2 separate regions of the Homo sapiens genome follow, and region 1 is linked to region 2. A link is an interaction called in ENCODE POLR2A ChIA-PET data of the cell type or tissue named here. Cell type or tissue: MCF 10A. All regions are shown on one strand. Each heading gives the region's core, and the rest is flanking DNA. Links, peaks and the distances in the headings are about the cores only. Region 1 has its middle 8.7 kb from the start of MAFF. Region 2 overlaps PLA2G6 (phospholipase A2 group VI).

Region 1 (8,326 bases), core at 51-8,050, 57 kb before region 2:
AGGCTGAGGCAGGAGAATTGCTTGAACCTGGGAGGCAGAGGTTGCAGTGAGCCGAGATCACGCCATTGCACTCCAGCCTGGGCGACAGAGCGAGACTGTCTCAAAAAAAAAATTGTTTTTTGAAAGTAGGGACTCTCAAGTCAGCCTGTCGGGTTCAGATCCTGGCCCCACGCCTCATCAGCTGACGTCATCTCCACCCTCTATAAACCGGGCTAATAGTGCCTCCTTTGCAGGCTGTGAAACAACATAATGTGTTTGCACTTATAAGCCTCTGGCACAGCGCTTAGTATATAATAAAAGATCAATAATATCAGGTTAGAGAGAGGAGTCCTCTACAGCAGGGGTCCCCAAATCGCAGGCTGAGGACCAGTACTGTTTGTCCGTGGCCTGTTAGGAACCAGCGGGCTGAGTGAGCGTCACCGCCTGAGCTCCGCCTCCTGTAGGATCAGCACTGGCATTGGAGTCTCATTAGGAGCGTGAACCCTATTGTGAACTGCGCTTTTGAGGGATCCAGGTTGTGTGCTCCTTGTGAGAATCTAACTACGGCCAGATATGCCTGATGACCTGAGGTGGAACAGTTTCTTTTTTTTTTTTTTTTTTTGGAGAGAGTCTCGCTCTATCCCCCAGGCTGGAGTGCAGTGTAGCCATCTTGGCTCACTGCAACCTCCGCCTTTTGGGTTCAACTGATTCTCCCACCTCAGCCTCCCCCAAGTAGCTGGGACTACAGGCACGCGCCACCACGCCCATCTAATTTTTGTATTTTTAGTAGAGACGGGGTTTCACCATGTTGGCCAGGCTGGTCTCAAACTCCTGACCTCAGGTGATCTGCCCCGCTCAGCCTCCCAAAGTGCTGGGATTACAGGCGTGAGCCACCGCGCCTGGCCACTGGAACAGTTTCATCCCGAAACCATCCCCCACCCACACTCCCCACTCTCCACCCCCACCCCACCCTCATCTGTGGAAAAGTTGTCTTCTACGAAATGGTCCCTGGTGTCAAAAGCAGAGGAAATGGACAGAGTGATCAGTTCGCCCAGAGGCCAAGGGACCACACCCTGGATGCCAGGTGTGGTGCTCCCGTGTATCAGGTCACACTCAATCCTCTCCATGTCTTAGCACTTAGCTATTATCATGGCCATGTTGCAGATGAGGAAATCGAGACCGTGGCAGGTGAGGAATCTTGCCCAGTATTGCACAGCTAGTCCCTGGCAGAGAAGGACTTAAACTCAGGCTGGTCCGACTCGAGGGCTGCGCTCTCTCCTGCTGCCCCCGCCGGAATGATTTGCTGGGTTTTGTTCTGGAGAGATTCGATATTTCACGTGGGCCACTTCAGAGTCTGACGATAATTAGAGCACACGCCATTTCTCCGCGTGGGCACCCCCGGGTGGGATCCTGGAGGAACCTTGTGCCCTCCTCCCCTTCTTCCTCCTCTTCCCTTCCCTCTACTTTGTCAATCCTAAGGCAAACCGGGCAGGGCCTGGCAGAGGGTGACTCTTGACCAGGGCCACTTTCTGCAAATACAAGGGTCCTGAGTCTGGGCTGGAGATGTGATTGTTCAGCAGAGAGAAAAAAGGTTTGAGCAAACCCAAACAATTGGGCCGGGCGCAGTGGCTCATGCCTGTAATCCCAGCATGTTGGGAGGCCAAGGTGGATCACTTGAGGCCAGGAGTTCGAGACCAGCCTGGCCAACATGGTGAAACTCTCGTCTCTACTAAAAAATACAACAATTAGCCCAGTGTGGTGGCATGCGCCTGTAGCCCCAGCTACTCCGGAGGTTAAGGCAGGAGAATCGCTTGAACCCAGGAGGCGGAGGTTGCAGTGAGCTGAGATCTCACCACTGCACTCCAGCCTGGGCGACAGAGCAAGACTGTCTCAAAAAATAAAAATAAAAATAAATCCAAGCAACCCCAGTACCTACTGTTACTGTTTTTGTTTTGAGACGGAGTCTTGCTCTGTCACCCAGGCTGGAGGGCAGTGGCCCGATCTCGGCTCACTGCAAGCTCCACCTCCCGGGTTCCCGCCATTCTCCTGCCTCAGCCTCCCAAGTAGCTGGGACTACAGGCGTATTATTGCTTATGAATCACATTTATGTGCCTAAGAGCTGTCATCTCACAAAATTCTATGAAGTATCTGTATCATCCCCACTTTATAGATGAGGAAACCGAGGCTAGGAGGGCTGAAGCCATTTGCTAAGGGCCCTTCCCACCCACATGTGAATATGAACCTTTCGTCTCCACTTCACCAACACTGGGAGTTTTCATTGTCTAAGCTCTGCTAATTTCCTAGGCAAATGACGTTATTGTATTTAAATTTGCATTTCTCTGAATAGGAATGAGCTTGAACACATTCCCATTTGCTTGTTAACCAGTTGGGTTTTTTCTTCTTTTGTTCGTGTGCTTTGCCTATTTTAGAGAATACATTTTTATGTTTGCAAACTGATATTTTAGGAACCTGAAACAGTACTGCACATGCTCCATTTTTCCCCAGCCCTCCATCATTTTCCCTCTAAAACCTCCCCCCCCTCCCCACCCCCAGCAGCTTCAATATACCTGGAGATGTGCCAGCCCTGGTCTGAGTCCTTTTGTGCCAAGCCTGTAAAACCATCGCTGGGGCACTGCTGCTCCGTGCACTTCACTCCTGCATGCCAGCTGCTCTGGCTTCTGGAGAGAAGCCACCATCGCGACCACAACCACCACTGCAACAACAGCTGCGGTCACGACAAGGTCATCTTCTCCAGTCACAGCCAGATCCTCAGAGCTGCCAGGAATCCCTGGAGTACTCGCCTTTCTCCTTCATCCGCAGGCCTTCATCCTCATCTCCATCGAACCTGCTCTCCTGCCACTTCCAGAGGAAGCAGAGGCCATGTGATAGGCACTGCCTCGACCCTCTGCACCTGCCCTTCCCTCTCCCTCCCAGTCCCTTCAGAGGCTGTCCTTTGTCTTGCCCTAAACCTACCTCTCCTCCTTCCAGAATCCCCATGCCCACACCCCAGTCCCCATCCCCTCCCTCTGAAGCAAATGGCTTCAGCCCTCCTAGCCTCGGTTTCCTCATCTATAAAGTGGGGGTGATACAGATACTTCATAGAATTTTGGGAGATGACAGCTCTTAGGCACATCAACGAGATTCATAAACAATAATAACAGTAGGTACTGGGGTCGTCTGGATTTTTTTTTTTTTTTTTTACTGAGACAGTCTCGCCCCGTTGCCCAGGCTGGAGTGCAGTGGCAAGATCTCAGCTCACTGTAACCTCTGCCTCCTGGGTTCAAGTGATTCTCCTGCCTCAGCCTTCTAAGTAGTTGGGGCTACAGGCACCTGCCACCACACTGGAGATGGGACTGAAATGTCTCCAAGTGGCTGTCATCTCTAGCAGCCACCCCTGAACCCCACCTTTCACTCCACCCTCACCCTAACACCCACCCTTGTTTTTTCTTCCCTTTGTGGGCAAACCTCAAGTCATCCCCACTCATTGCCTCTGGGTTCTCACTGCCTCTCATTCCCAATCCCTCACGGGCTGAGGGCTGCCCTCAAGAAACCTCTGAAGGGACTCTGGCCGGGGTCCCAGTGGCCTCTTTGTTACTAAATCCAGGTCCAATTTTAGCCCTAATCTGTCTTGACCTTTGACAGCATGCAATGGTGTTGCAATCTCCCTTCCTTTTAATTTTTTTCCTCTTTTTTTTTGAAATGGAGTCTTGCTTTGTCATCAAGGGTGGAGTGCAGTGTCACCATCTCGGCTCACTGCAATCTCTGCGTCCTGGGTTCAAGCGATTCTCCTGCCTCAGCCTCCTGAGTAGCTGGAATTATAGGTGCCTGCCACCACGACCAGCTAATTTTTTTTTTTTTTTTTGAGACAGAGTCTCGCTCTGTCACCCAGGCTGGAGTGCAGTGGCGTGATCTCAGCAAGTTCTGCTTCCTGGGTTCACGCCATTCTCTTGCCTCAGCCTCCCAAGTAGCTGGGACTACAGGCCCCCGCCACCACGCCCGGCTAATTTTTTGTATTTTTAGTAGAGACGGGGTTTCACCGTGTTAGCCAGGATGGTCTCGATCTCCTGACCTCACGATCCACCCGCCTCAGCCTCCCAAAGTGTTGGGATTACAGGCGTGAGCCACTGCACCCGGCATTTTTGTATTTCTAGTAGAGACAGGGTTTCACCATGTTGGCCAGGCTGGTCTCGAACTCCTGACCTCAGGTGATCCACCCACCTCGGCCTCCCAAAGTGCTGGGATTACAGGCATGAGCTACTGTGCCCGGCCTATTCTTCCCCTCTTTTTGGAAACACTGTTTTCTCCTTGGTGTTTTTGTCTTTGTTTTGAGACAGGGTCTCCCTCCCTTGCCCAGGCTGGAGTGCAGTAGTGCCATCATAGCTCACTGTAACCTTGAACTCCTGGGCTCCAGCCATCCTCCCGTCTCAGCCTCCCGAATAGCTGGGGTTACAGGCATGCAGCCACATGCCTACCTCCCCTTGCCTTCTAAAGCTCAGATTTCCCTCCTATCTTTTCAGCTTTCATCCCTGGCCCTCCATCTTGGCCTCTTAATTCTTAGCGAGGCTCAGAGCTTTAGCCTTTGCCCTCTTTTCTTATTGCTGGGGAACCTTATCCCTACCTCAAGATTTCAGGTGCCACCTGATGTTGAGGACTCCCAGATCTCTATTTTGGGCTCCCAGCTGTCTCTCATGGACCAGATCTGCTTAAGCAACTGCATGGATGACATGTATTTTCCCCTGCCCTTCCCTGGCACGTCTAACTCCACGTTGTCTCAGTGGAGCTTAGCGCCACCCTCCCCACCTAATTTCTCCAACAGGTTGATGATGCCACCTCCTCCCCAGTCACCCTGGAGAGAAACCAGGCCATCATGCTCACCTCACCCTCTCCCTCCCTCCCACAGCAAACAAGTCACCAGGCTTCAGTGATCTCATCTCCTTAACTTCTCTCCAGCCTCTCTCTTCCCTCAGCCATGGCCTCTGTTCAAGCCACAGCACCTGGCTCCAGGACAATTGCAGCAGCCTTCTGCCTGGTCCCCCTGCCTCTAGCCTCCATGCAGAGGATAGAGAGAGCTTTCTAAAACCTAAACTTGGCCAGGCTACTGCTCTGCTCACAACCCTTCCATGGCTCCCCAGTGCTGTCAGGACAAAGTGTAAACTCTTTCCATAAGCCTCCTCGATCTGGCCTCTGCCTGCTTCCACCACCTCCTCTCAGCTGCAGCCACCGTGAACTCTGTCCTCATACCCATCATTCTCTTCTACTGCCTCGTGCTTTCAATCTTCCCAGTCCTTCTTCCTGGAACTCCCTCCCCGGCTTGTGCTTCAGTCCCCAGCTCAGATGCCACTTTGTTCAGCAGGCTTCCCAGATCATCCCCAGGCTGACTCAGGTTCCTGTGTACAAGGTAGGAAACCTACCAGTGTATCCCTCATGATAGCACTTTCCTCTCTGACTCGGTGTTCTGTGTCTTCATGGCTGTCTTCTCTTAACCCACATGCTTTTTGAGGACCAGGATTACATCCTTTCATTTTTGTGTCTCCAGAGCTTTGCCCGGGCCATGGCACATAGCAGAAGCATGATCAATGTTTTTCTTTCTTCTTTTCTTTTTTTCTGAGACACAGTCCTGCACTGTCACCCAGGCTGGAGTGCAGTGTCGTGATCTCGGCTCACTGCAACCTCTGCCTCCTGAGTTCACGCGATTCTCACGCCTCAGCCGCCCAAGTAGCTGGGATGACAGGCGTGCATCGCCACGCCTGGTTAATTTTTTTTTTTGTATTTTTTATTTTAGTAGAGATGGGGTTTCACTCTGTTGGCTAGGCTGGCCTCGAACTCCTGGCCTCAATGATTTGCCTGCCTCAGCTTCCCAAAGTACTGGGATTACAGGCGTGAGCCACCATGCCCTGCCTAGGCCACCGTGCCTACGCTGGGAGCATGATGAATGTTAATGGGATGAATGGAGGAGTTGTCCTTGTTCCACTGGGCCTTGTCCTAGGCTCAAGCAAGAGGGTCAGGCTGTGGCGAGACAGGGAGGAAGGAAGAGAGTATCATTAGTTTCTAAGAACAGGGGTCCCTAACCCCTGGTCTGGGTCGATGGCCTGTTAGGAACTCGGCTGCACGGCAGGAGGTGAGCGGCGGGCGGGTGAGCGAGTGAAGCTTCATCGATATTTACAGCATATTTACAGCCGCTGCCCATTGCTCACTCACATTGCCACCTGAGCTCCACTTTCTCTCAGATCAGCGGCGGCATTGGATTCTCATAGGAGCTCAAACCCTATTGTGACTTCGCATGCGAAGGATCTAGGTTTTGCATTCCTTATGAGAATATGATGATCTGTCTGCCTGATGATCTGTCACTGTCTCCCATCACCCCCAGATGGGACCATCTAGTTGCAGGAAAACCAGCTCAGGGCTCCCACTGATTCTACATTGTGATGAGTTGTATAATTATTTCATTATGTATTACAATGTAATAATAATAGAAGTAAAATGCACAATCAATGTAATGGACTTGGATCATTCCCAAACCATCCCCCGGCTCCGTGGAAAAACTGTCTTCCACAAAACCAGTCCCTGGTGCCAAAAAGGTTGGGGACCTCGGTCCTACAATGTCCTTTGGCTCCCTGACAGTGGGGACTGTGTTTATATCACTGATTGCCCTCATGCCCTGTGTAACGCTATGGCAGGGCAGCCAAACACGGATTGATTCTCTGGAGATCCCTGCAATTCCGTTTCATTACCATTGCATCCTGGGGGCACAGTGATTCAGCCTACTCATGAATGTGTGATTTGCAGTAGAATTTCAGGAGCCCCTGGGACATAAAAGAGGATTATCAGGGCTGGGTGTGGTGGCTCACACCTGTAATACCAGGACTTTGGGAGGCCAAGGCAGGAGGATTGCTTGAGCCCAGGAGTTCAAGACCAGCTGGGGCAACATAGCAAGCCCCATCTCTACAAAAAAAATTTTTTTAAATTAACCAGGTGTGGTGGTGCTCTCCTGTGGTTCCAGCTACTTGGGAGGCTGAGGTGGGAGGATTGCTTGGGCCCAGGAAATGGAGGGTGCAGTGAGCCACGTTTGAGCCACTGCACTCCAGCCTGGGTGACAAAGCAAGACTCTGTCTCAAAAAAAAAAAAAAAAAAGGTAGGGGCTGGGCACAGTGGCTCACCCCTGTAATCCCAGCACTTTGAGAGGCTGAGGTAAGCAGATAGCTTGAGGTCAGGAGTTCAAGACCAGCCTGGCCAACATGATGAAACCCCATCTCTACTAAAAATACAAAAATTAGCTGGGCTTGGTGGTGGGCGCCTGTAATTCCAGCTACTCGGGGAGGCAGAGGCAGGAGAATCGCTCGAACCCGGGAAGTGGAGGTTGCAGAGAGCCGAGATCATGCCACTGTACTCCGGCCTCGGCGATGGAGCAAGACTCTATCTCAAAACAATAAAAAATAAATAAAAAGTATTTTGGGGTGATACACACATTCAGACCATAGAACATGCGATGATATGGAAAAATATATTTGCCTTTATATTCCAGTGCTTTTTCACAATAAACTATTATCTGTATATCTGAGACAAGTTTGTATTAAATTGTGAGCCCCAAGGACAAGAATAGAGATGTCTTTAGTGTCCCCACCATACTAAGAGTAAGGCCGGCCAGGCATGGTGGCTCATGCCAGTAATCCCAACACTTTGAAGGCCGAGGTGGGCGGATCATGAGGTCAAGAGATTGAGACCATCCTGGCCAACATGGTGAAACCCCGTCTCTACTAAAAATACAAAAATTAGCCGGGTGTGGTGGCACGCGCCTGTAGTCCCAGCTGCTCAGGAGGCTGAGGCAGGGGAATCTCTTGAACCCAGGAGGCAGAGGTTGCAATGAGCTGAGATCGCGCCACTGCACTCCAGCCTGGCAACAAAGCGAGACTTTGAGTCAAAAAGAAGAAAAGAAAAGAAAAAGAGTAAGGTCATGCACATAGCAGGTATTTCATAATTAATGGCTGACAAAACATAAATGAGGACGAGAAGCACAAGAGAAGGGACAAAGGGATTAAGAGCTTGCACACTCTGACCCTCAAGAACTCCACATTAGATTCCCCCATCGTGAGAGGCTTGGCACACACCCTGCATCTTTGCCTGAAATACCCCTGCTCAGCCTCTCCAAATCCTCATGTCCTTCGCCATCCTTCACCATCCCTCACCATCCCTAACCATCCCCCACCATCCCTCTCCATCCCTCTCCATCCCCCACCATCCCTCACCATCCCTCACCATCCCTCACCATCCCTCTCCATCCCCCACCATCCCTCACCATCCCTCACCATCCCTCACCATCCCTCTCCATCCCCCACCATCCCCCACCATC
Region 2 (8,326 bases), core at 43-8,042:
TCCTCTTTCATCAGCTCCTTGGAAGGAACGCAGTGGCTGGCCTGAACCAGGTGAATAACCAAGGGCTGACCCCGCTGCACCTGGCCTGCCAGCTGGGGAAGCAGGAGATGGTCCGCGTGCTGCTGCTGTGCAATGCTCGGTGCAACATCATGGGCCCCAACGGCTACCCCATCCACTCGGCCATGAAGTTCTCTCAGAAGGGGTAAGACCTCCTCCCCTCCCCATCTGCTGGCCTGCTGGGCTCCAGCTCTCCTGTCACCTGTCCCGTGCCTGAGGCAAGCAGTATCCACCATAGATCTTAGCATCTCCAGCCTCAGAGCAGAGGCCCCGGGTTCACAAGCCTCATTAGGCCCCGCCTGGCCCAAAGAAGGTGCTCCATCATTGTATCATGGGTAGGAATCTCGGTTCACAAGTTCAGCTGTGCAAGGAGGAGACTTTAAAATTTTTCTGGCTGGGCGCGGTGTCTCACGCCTGTAATCCCAACACTTTGGGAGGCTGAGGTGGGCAGATCACCTGAGGTCGGGAGTTCGAGACCAGCCTGACCAACATGAAGAAACCCCATCTCTACTAAAAAATACAAAATTAGCTGGGCGTGGTGACACATGCCTGTAATCCCAGCTACTTGGAAGGCTGAGGCAGGAGAATCGGTTGAACCCGGGAGGCGGAGGTTGCAGTGAGCCGAGATCGCACCGTTGCACTCCAGCCTGGGCAATAAGAGCGAAACTGTCTCAAAAAATAAATAAATAAATAAATAAATAAATAAATAAAAATAAATTTATTTAATGTACCTTAATTCCTAGGAGTGAATCTCCCTCTATAAAACTGGAGACAACCAATCTTAGCCCTCTTTGGGGTCTCCTCTTTCCAGCTCCCCTCCAGGTGGTGCTCCAGTTCTGGAGTCTGATGCAACCCCAAGGCCCACCTGGCCCCTCCTCTAACCCAGCCCAGCCTGATCTGAACAGCCCCCCGATGGCTTCAGTGCTCCTTGGTTTCTTGTGTGCCCAGCTCAAAGCCTGGGAAATGCTTGGTAAGGTGGCCGAGTGCCCGTCCACCTAGATGCCTCTTTCCTTTCTGGCTGGTGGCACGTTGGGAGGCAGGTACAGGCTCATGTTTTGGGAGCCTGGGAACCCCTGGTGTCAGGAAAATTGTCTTCAAAGGGGTAGGGGATGAGATAAAAAGATAAATGAATATCTCAAATCTCAAAATACTATCTAGGCCAGGCGCGGTGGCTCACACCTGTAATCCCAGCAGTTTGGGAGGCCAAGGTGGGTGGATCACCTGAAGTCAGGAGTTCGAGACCAGCCTGACCAATATGGTGAAACCCTGTCTCTACTAAAAATACAAAAATTAGCCAGGTGTGGTGGTGTGTGCCTGTAGTCCCAGCTACTCAGGAGGCTGAGACAGGAGAATTGTTTGAAACTGGGAGGCAGAGGTTGCAGTGATTTGAGATTGTGCCACAGCACTCCAGCCAGGGCGACAGAACAAGACTCCATCTCAAGAAAAAAAATACTATCTAACAGGAACAACATCTAGAATGAATGAATGAGCCAATGAGTCCTTCGATCCTGGCACTGTGCTAAAGCACCAGCCTCACCGAAATGAATAAGCCACTCCAGGACAGGAGACACCCCAGCCACCCAGAATCTCATAGCGCAGTGCCAGACAAGCAGTGAGAAGGCATGGACGGGCAGCACTCAGGCAGGGAGGCTGGCACTTGTGCCTGTCCTCAGGTTGTTCCTTCCTCTGGGAGCTGCATCCACCTTGCTAGCCCCATGGGGCATTGCTAGCCCTTCTAAGGGCTGGACCAAGCCTGGACAAACCCTCCTTTCCTTGAATCTCCCAAGCACAGCCAGAATGAGCTAGAGCTTTCAGAAATACTTGACCAAACAGAGAAGATACCAACACCCCCAGCCCCGCAGTCAGGTTCCCCATTTGCAGGTTGTGACCTGAGTGGACACCAGGTGATGCTCTTCTCTACCCAGAGGGCTGGCACATGGCCCCACTCTTGCTTGTCTCCAGCCACCCTGAGCTGTACTGGGCAGGAGCTGTAATTGACCAGTTTTCTCTCTCTTCAAACAACCTCAGCCCTCACCGGTCCCTCTGTCCCCACACAGGCCATCCTGGGTGGGTCCAGCGTCCCATCACATAAGAGGATCTTTGCACAGAAGACAAAGGAAGAGGCTCCTACCTTGAGTGGAGCAGGGAGATCCCTTATCGACTTGGCAGCCAGCACAGCCCTACTCCAAGAATCCCACGGCCTCAGTGTTACTGACAAGTGGTTCCCTCACAGCTCAGACTAGGAGCTCCCTCGCTGTTTTTCTTTTTCTTTTCTTTTCTTTGTTTTGTTTTTGAGACAGAGTTTCACTCTGTCACCCAGGCTGGAGTGCAATGGCATGATCTTGGCTCACTGCAACCTCTGCCTCCCAGGTTCAACTGATTCTCCTGCCTCAGCCTCCCAAGGAGCTGGGATTACAGGTGTGCGCCACTATGCCCAGCTAATTTTTGTATTTTTAGTAGAGATGGGGTTTCATCATGTTGACCAGGCTAGTCTTGAACTCCTGACCTCAGGTGATCTACTTGCCTCGCCCTCCCAACATGCTGGGATTACAGGCGTGAGCCACCGCGCCTGGCCACCTCTGCTGTTTTTCAATGCAGCTGACCTTTCCCACAAAGCTCGGTTTGTGCCTGCGGTTCTCAGATGGTTAAGCCCCTGCTGAGGAAGGGAAACAGATAATCCCAGACAGTGAGATGGAGGCTGAGACTGAGGATGCCTGGGGGCTGCACTAGGAGCTCAGAGACGGCATCAGGCAGCTGGAGTTCAGGGAAGGTTTGGGGGCAGCAGAGCCCGAGCCAAGCCATGGACACTAGCCGGAGCTGGCCACTCGGGTGAAGACTTGGGGGGCTCCAGAGGGCCCAGGGAAAGAAGCTGGGCCTGACTCCATGTGCCTAGTGCTGAGCACCAAGCGCTGGCATAAGGGCTGTAGGGAGCTGGGCAGCATAAATCCTGGGCCTGTGCTGGGCACCCCTAATAATAGAGAACAGCAGCTGAACACTAACGCTGTCCCAGCCACCGGCTTAGCCTTCATGTGGGCTATTTCACTATAGCCCAGAGAGCTGATGTATTTTATTCCCCCTCTAAAGCTGAGGGCCAAGTGTGGTGGCTCATGCCTCTAATCCCAGCACTTTGGGAGGCTGAGGCAGGAGGATCGCTTGAGCCTAGGAGTTTGAGGCTACAGTGAGCTATGATCATGCCATTGCCCTCCAGCCTGGGTGACAAAGGGAAATCCTGTCTCAAACAAACAAACAAAAAACAGATGAGGAAACCAGGGCTTAGAGAGATTAAGTAATTTGCTCAAAGTCAGGCAGTCAGTAAGTGCCAGACCTGGGAATTAAACCCATGTGGGCTGTCCTAGTAATTGCACTAAAAAAAAAAAAAAAAAAAAGCTTTATTGAGATATAGTTCCTATTCCATACAATCCACCTATTGAAAGTATACAATGATTCTGATATATTATGTTTATTTTTTCCAACTGTGATAGATTATATATAACATAAAATTTGCCATTTTAACCACTTTTGTTTTTTGTTTTTGAGACAGAGTTTCGCTCTCGTTGCTCAGGCTGGAGTGCAATGGTGTGATCTCGGCTTACCGTTACCTCCACCTCCCGGGTTCAAGTGATTCTCCTGCCTCAGCCTCCCGAGTAGTAGCTGGGATTACAGGCATGCACCACCATGCCCAGTTAATTTTGTATTTTTTAGTAGAGACAGGGTTTCTCCATGTTGGTCAGGCTGGTCTCGAACTCCCGACCTCAGGTGATCCACCCACCTTGGCCTCCCAAAGTGCTGGGATTACAGGCGTGAGCCACCACACCCGGCCCATTTTAACCACTTTTAAGTGTACAATTCGGTGGTTTTAATCACATTTACAATGTTGTCCAACCATTACCCCTTTCTAAAACTTTTCTTATCACCTCAAACAGAAACTGTAACCATTAATAACTCCCGATTCTCCCCTCCCCACAGCCCCCGATAAGTCCCATATCCTCTCTGTCTCTCAGAACTTGCCTGTTCTAGAACCTCGTATCAGTGAAATCATACAGCGTTTGTCCTTTTGTGCCTGGCTTATTTCACTTAGCATGATGTCTTCAAGGCTCATCCATGTTGCAGCACGTATCAGAATTTCCTTTCTTTTTAAGGCAGAATACTATTTTGTTTATCCATTCAGTCCTTCACTGATAGACGCCTGGGTTGTTTCCACCTTTTGTCTGTTGTGAAGAATGCTGCTGTGTACATGGGTCTGCAAATGTCCATTCAAGTCCCTGCATTCCGTCCTTTGATACTTCCGACCTCAGGTGATCCGCCTGCCTCAGCCTCCCAAAGTGTTGGGATTACAGGCGTGAGACACCGCGCCCAGCCAGAAAAATTTTAAAGTCTTCTCCTTGCACAGCTGAACTTGTGAACCGAGATTCCTACCCATGATACAATGATGGAGCACTTTCTTTGGGCCAGGCGGGGCCTAATGAGGCTTGTGAACCCGGGGCCTCTGCTCTGAGGCTGGAGATGCTAAGATCTCTGGTGGACACTGCTTGCCTCAGGCACCGAGTAGAAAGCAATTGTGCTCTTTCCCACTCTGTCATACTGCTTCCTATAGCATGCAGGTCACTGTGTGACTCACTGACAGTGTGGTAAGGAGGTGGAGGGTGGCTGTGTGCCAGGCACAGAACTGGGCTCTGAAATGCCTGGTCTTCCTTACACCCCAGCCACTCCTCTCAGCACTCTCTCCATGTTGCTCAGCTTCTGGAGGCCACCAGTGAGGAAGCTGGGGCTTGACTTCAAGCCCATCTGACTCTAAAGCCAGTACCAGGGAGGGTGATCATTGCTGGTGGCAGCATCAGGAAGGCTTCCTGGAGGAGGGGGTTAGTTGTGCCTTGAGGGGCTCAGTACAGCCTTAACCATGGTGAGTGTGCTGGTTGGGTTTGCTGAACTTTGTTTGCAGTGATGCTCTCTGTAAGCAGTAGATGAAGCTCCAAGTCCTGGCTTCATCCCACGCCACGCAGACCCTAGCTTCTGCTCACCAACCGGGGCCCCTCTCTCACCAGGTGTGCGGAGATGATCATCAGCATGGACAGCAGCCAGATCCACAGCAAAGACCCCCGTTACGGAGCCAGCCCCCTCCACTGGGCCAAGAACGCAGAGGTGAGTGGATCCTGAGGTGGGTGGGTGGGGCAGGGGGCCGGGCCCCGCAGGTCCTCAGGGCCCTCAGGAAGCAGGTTCCCGAGAGGACCCTGAGGCTAGCACTTGGGGGCTGACCTTGCAGTGGGTGTGCAGGCAGAGAAGTCCATGAAGAGCTGGGATCCTGGCAGGGCTCTGCTGCTCTCTGGCTGGGCGGGGGGATCCGCCCTGTGCCTCAGTTTCCTCATCCATGAATTCTGCTTTGGCGATGTGATGAAGTCAGCAAGGCAGTGTGTGACAAAACTCGGCACAAATTGTAAAGTGCTTCCCAAATAGAAGGTGGCGTGATGATGATTGTATTATTAGTCAGGATTCTCTAGAGGGCCAGAACTAACAGGAGATATATATATAGAGAGAGAGGGGGGTTTATTTTTTTATTTTATTTTTTTTGAGACGGAGTCTCGCTCTGTCGCCCAGGCTGGAGTGCAGTGGCACAATCTTGGCTCACTGCAAGCTCTGCCTCCCAGGTTCATGCCATTCTCCTGCCTCAGCCTCCTGAGTAGCTGGGACTACAGGCGCCCGCCACCACACCCGGCTAATTTTTTTGTATTTTTAGTAGAGACGAGGTTTCACCGTGTTAGCCAGGATGGTCTCGATCTCCTGACCTCGTGATCTGCCTGCCTTGGCCTCCCAAAGTGCTGGGATTATAGGCGTGAGCCACCGTGCCTGGCCTAAAGGGGGATTTATTAAGGAGCATTAACTCACACGATCACAAGGTCCCACAATAGGCCATCGCAAGCTGAGGAGCAAGGAAGCCAGTCCAAGTCCCAGAGCTGAAGGACTTGGAGTCTGATGTTTGAGGGCAGGAAGCATCCAGCACGGGAGAAAGATGTAGGCTGGGAGGCTAAGCCAGTCTAGCCTTTTCACATTTTTTTCTGCCTGCTTTATATTCTGGCCGTGCTGGCAGCTGATTAGATGGTGCCCACCCAGATTAAGGGTAGGTCTGCCTTCCCCTACTGACTCAAATGTTAATCTCCGTTAGCAGCACCCTCTCAGACACACCCAGGGTCAATACTTTACATCCTTCAATCCAATCAAGTTGACACTCATTATTAACCATCAAGATGATGATGATGATGATGGATGATGATGGTGGTGGTGGTGGTGCTGGGCCTAGCTGCACACACAGGGAGCCTGGCTGGGCATCTCCTCTGAGTTCTTCCCCTAAGCTAAGCTCTGTCCTCCTGGGAGGATGGAGGCCTCTGGTCTCATCACCAGGAAGCACAGCTTGACAGAGAATGGGATGCCCCAGAGTTCATGGCCTACTTCTCAATGTGATGGGCCAGGAGGGAGGGCACTGCCAGCCTCAGGGTACCTCTGCATTCCAGGAGCCGGACACCGAGTCAGGCCCTTCCGTGTAGGTTTGGTCACTCATTGTCATCACATGCTGTGAGGTGGGGACTTGCATTCCCATCTTCACAGAAGCCCTGAAGTGCACATGGCTACAGTGACCCATCCAAGCGCAGGCAGCTGGGATGAGTGAAGCTGGGCTTTGGGCTCAGGTCTGTGACTCCAAAGCCAGGCTCCCCTCCCTGTTCCCAAGGCTCTGCCAGGGATGTGCATTGCCAAGGCCCAGTGAGAGGTGATACCTTTGCAGGGTTCCAGGGAGGGATGCAGGGAGCGGGGTGCTTCAGGACAGGCCCCAGAGGAGCCTTTGCAAGGAGAGTGGGTTCTGTTGGCACTAGGAAAGGACCAGAAGCCTCTTAAAACAGTCAGCACATCTTTGGCTTTTTGTCCCTAGTCTTGGGATGCTGATGGGATGGGAGGCAGTCTAGGCCCCCCTAGAACTGGGGCCTGCCCCTGGAATCCTCTTGCTAGCGCTTTCCAACATCCCAGTACCTGTAGGCCTCTCAGAGCAGAAGTGGCAGTGCCCACGTGTCCCGGGGTGCGGCAGCTCCCCGAGTGCCTGTGCTAACTCAGCCTGACCGTCTCCCGCAGATGGCCCGCATGCTGCTGAAACGGGGCTGCAACGTGAACAGCACCAGCTCCGCGGGGAACACGGCCCTGCACGTGGCGGTGATGCGCAACCGCTTCGACTGTGCCATAGTGCTGCTGACCCACGGGGCCAACGCGGATGCCCGCGGAGAGCACGGCAACACCCCGCTGCACCTGGCCATGTCGGTGAGCCCAGGACCGCGTGTCCTGCCCTGTGGGGCCCCGGTGGGAATGCAGGAGGGCTGTCCGGACTGGAGCCCTCCTCCCCACTGTCTCCCTCCTATCGTCAGCTGCTCCAAATCATCTTCCCACCCAAAGCTCAGTTCAGACCCTGACTCCTCCCTCAGGAAGCCTTCCAAGTCCCCCTCTCAGCCCAAAATAACACCACCTCCTGTGTGCTGTGGTACCTTTTCCACCTGTGCCCCCATTTGGCACTTGCATGGCACGAGAGGGAAAAATGACAGCTCTGGCCATAGACTGGCCCTGAGCAAGCCATGTCACCTGTCAGCCTCGATTTCCTCATCTGGAAAATGGTGGTGTCAATACTTATCTGGAAGAGTTGTGGAAAAGTTATGGTGGACACTTGGTCACCCTCTACAGAATGTCTAAGTGACACACGCAGTACCTGGCCCGAGTGAGCATCCTGCTTCCCTTCACTGGTCCGCGTGTTGCTCTCATCTTCCCTGGGAGGCTGTAAGATCCTGGCAGGCAAAGCCTGAGTGTGCAGCCCAGCAGCCTGTGGCAGGTGCCAGGCATATTCGTTGGTTTATTATAGAACACAGTTCCTGCCCTCAAAGCCCTTACTGTCTGGTTACACATCTAGAGTATGAACATATTAAACCTAGCAGAGGAGGACGTTACTGTGTTACAGACATATGTGTGTGCATGTATTCTTTTTTTTCGAGATGGAGTCTCGCACTGTCGCCCAGGCTGGAGTGCAGTGGCGCGATCTCGGCTCACCACAACCTCCGCCTCCCAGGTTCAAGCGATTCTCCTGCCTCAGCCTCCCAAGTAGCTGGGACTGCAGGCACGTGCCACCATGCCCAGCTAATTTTTGTATTTTTAGTAGAGACGGGGTTTCACCACGTTGGCCAGGCTGGTCTCGAACTCCTGTGTTGGCCAGGCTGGTCTCAAACTCCTGACCTCATGATCCACCCGC

What was found. ChIA-PET counts read pairs that join two places held together with the same protein. Peaks named below come from ENCODE experiments on the same cell type or tissue, not always from the same donor. Only the 100,000 strongest peaks of a DNase experiment are listed, where the experiment ranks them.
Region 1: POLR2A ChIA-PET joins it to region 2 with 5 read pairs; 16 of 35 experiments call an interaction of 5 or more read pairs at or near these places.

The regions. Positions count from the first base shown.
Region 1 is chr22:38,189,084-38,197,409 of GRCh38, reverse strand. No RefSeq gene overlaps it. Among named protein-coding and RNA genes, the nearest start is that of MAFF, 8.7 kb to the left of the region's middle. In MCF 10A, for the core only: no CTCF peak of the experiment used is centred there; no DNase peak of the experiment used is centred there.
Region 2 is chr22:38,131,858-38,140,183 of GRCh38, reverse strand. It overlaps PLA2G6 (phospholipase A2 group VI), which reads left to right. Exons shown (of 17, transcript NM_003560.4): 5 at 15-202; 6 at 5,100-5,196; 7 at 7,171-7,353. Among named protein-coding and RNA genes, the nearest start is that of BAIAP2L2, 25 kb to the right of the region's middle. In MCF 10A, for the core only: no CTCF peak of the experiment used is centred there; a DNase peak (open chromatin) is centred at 4,663.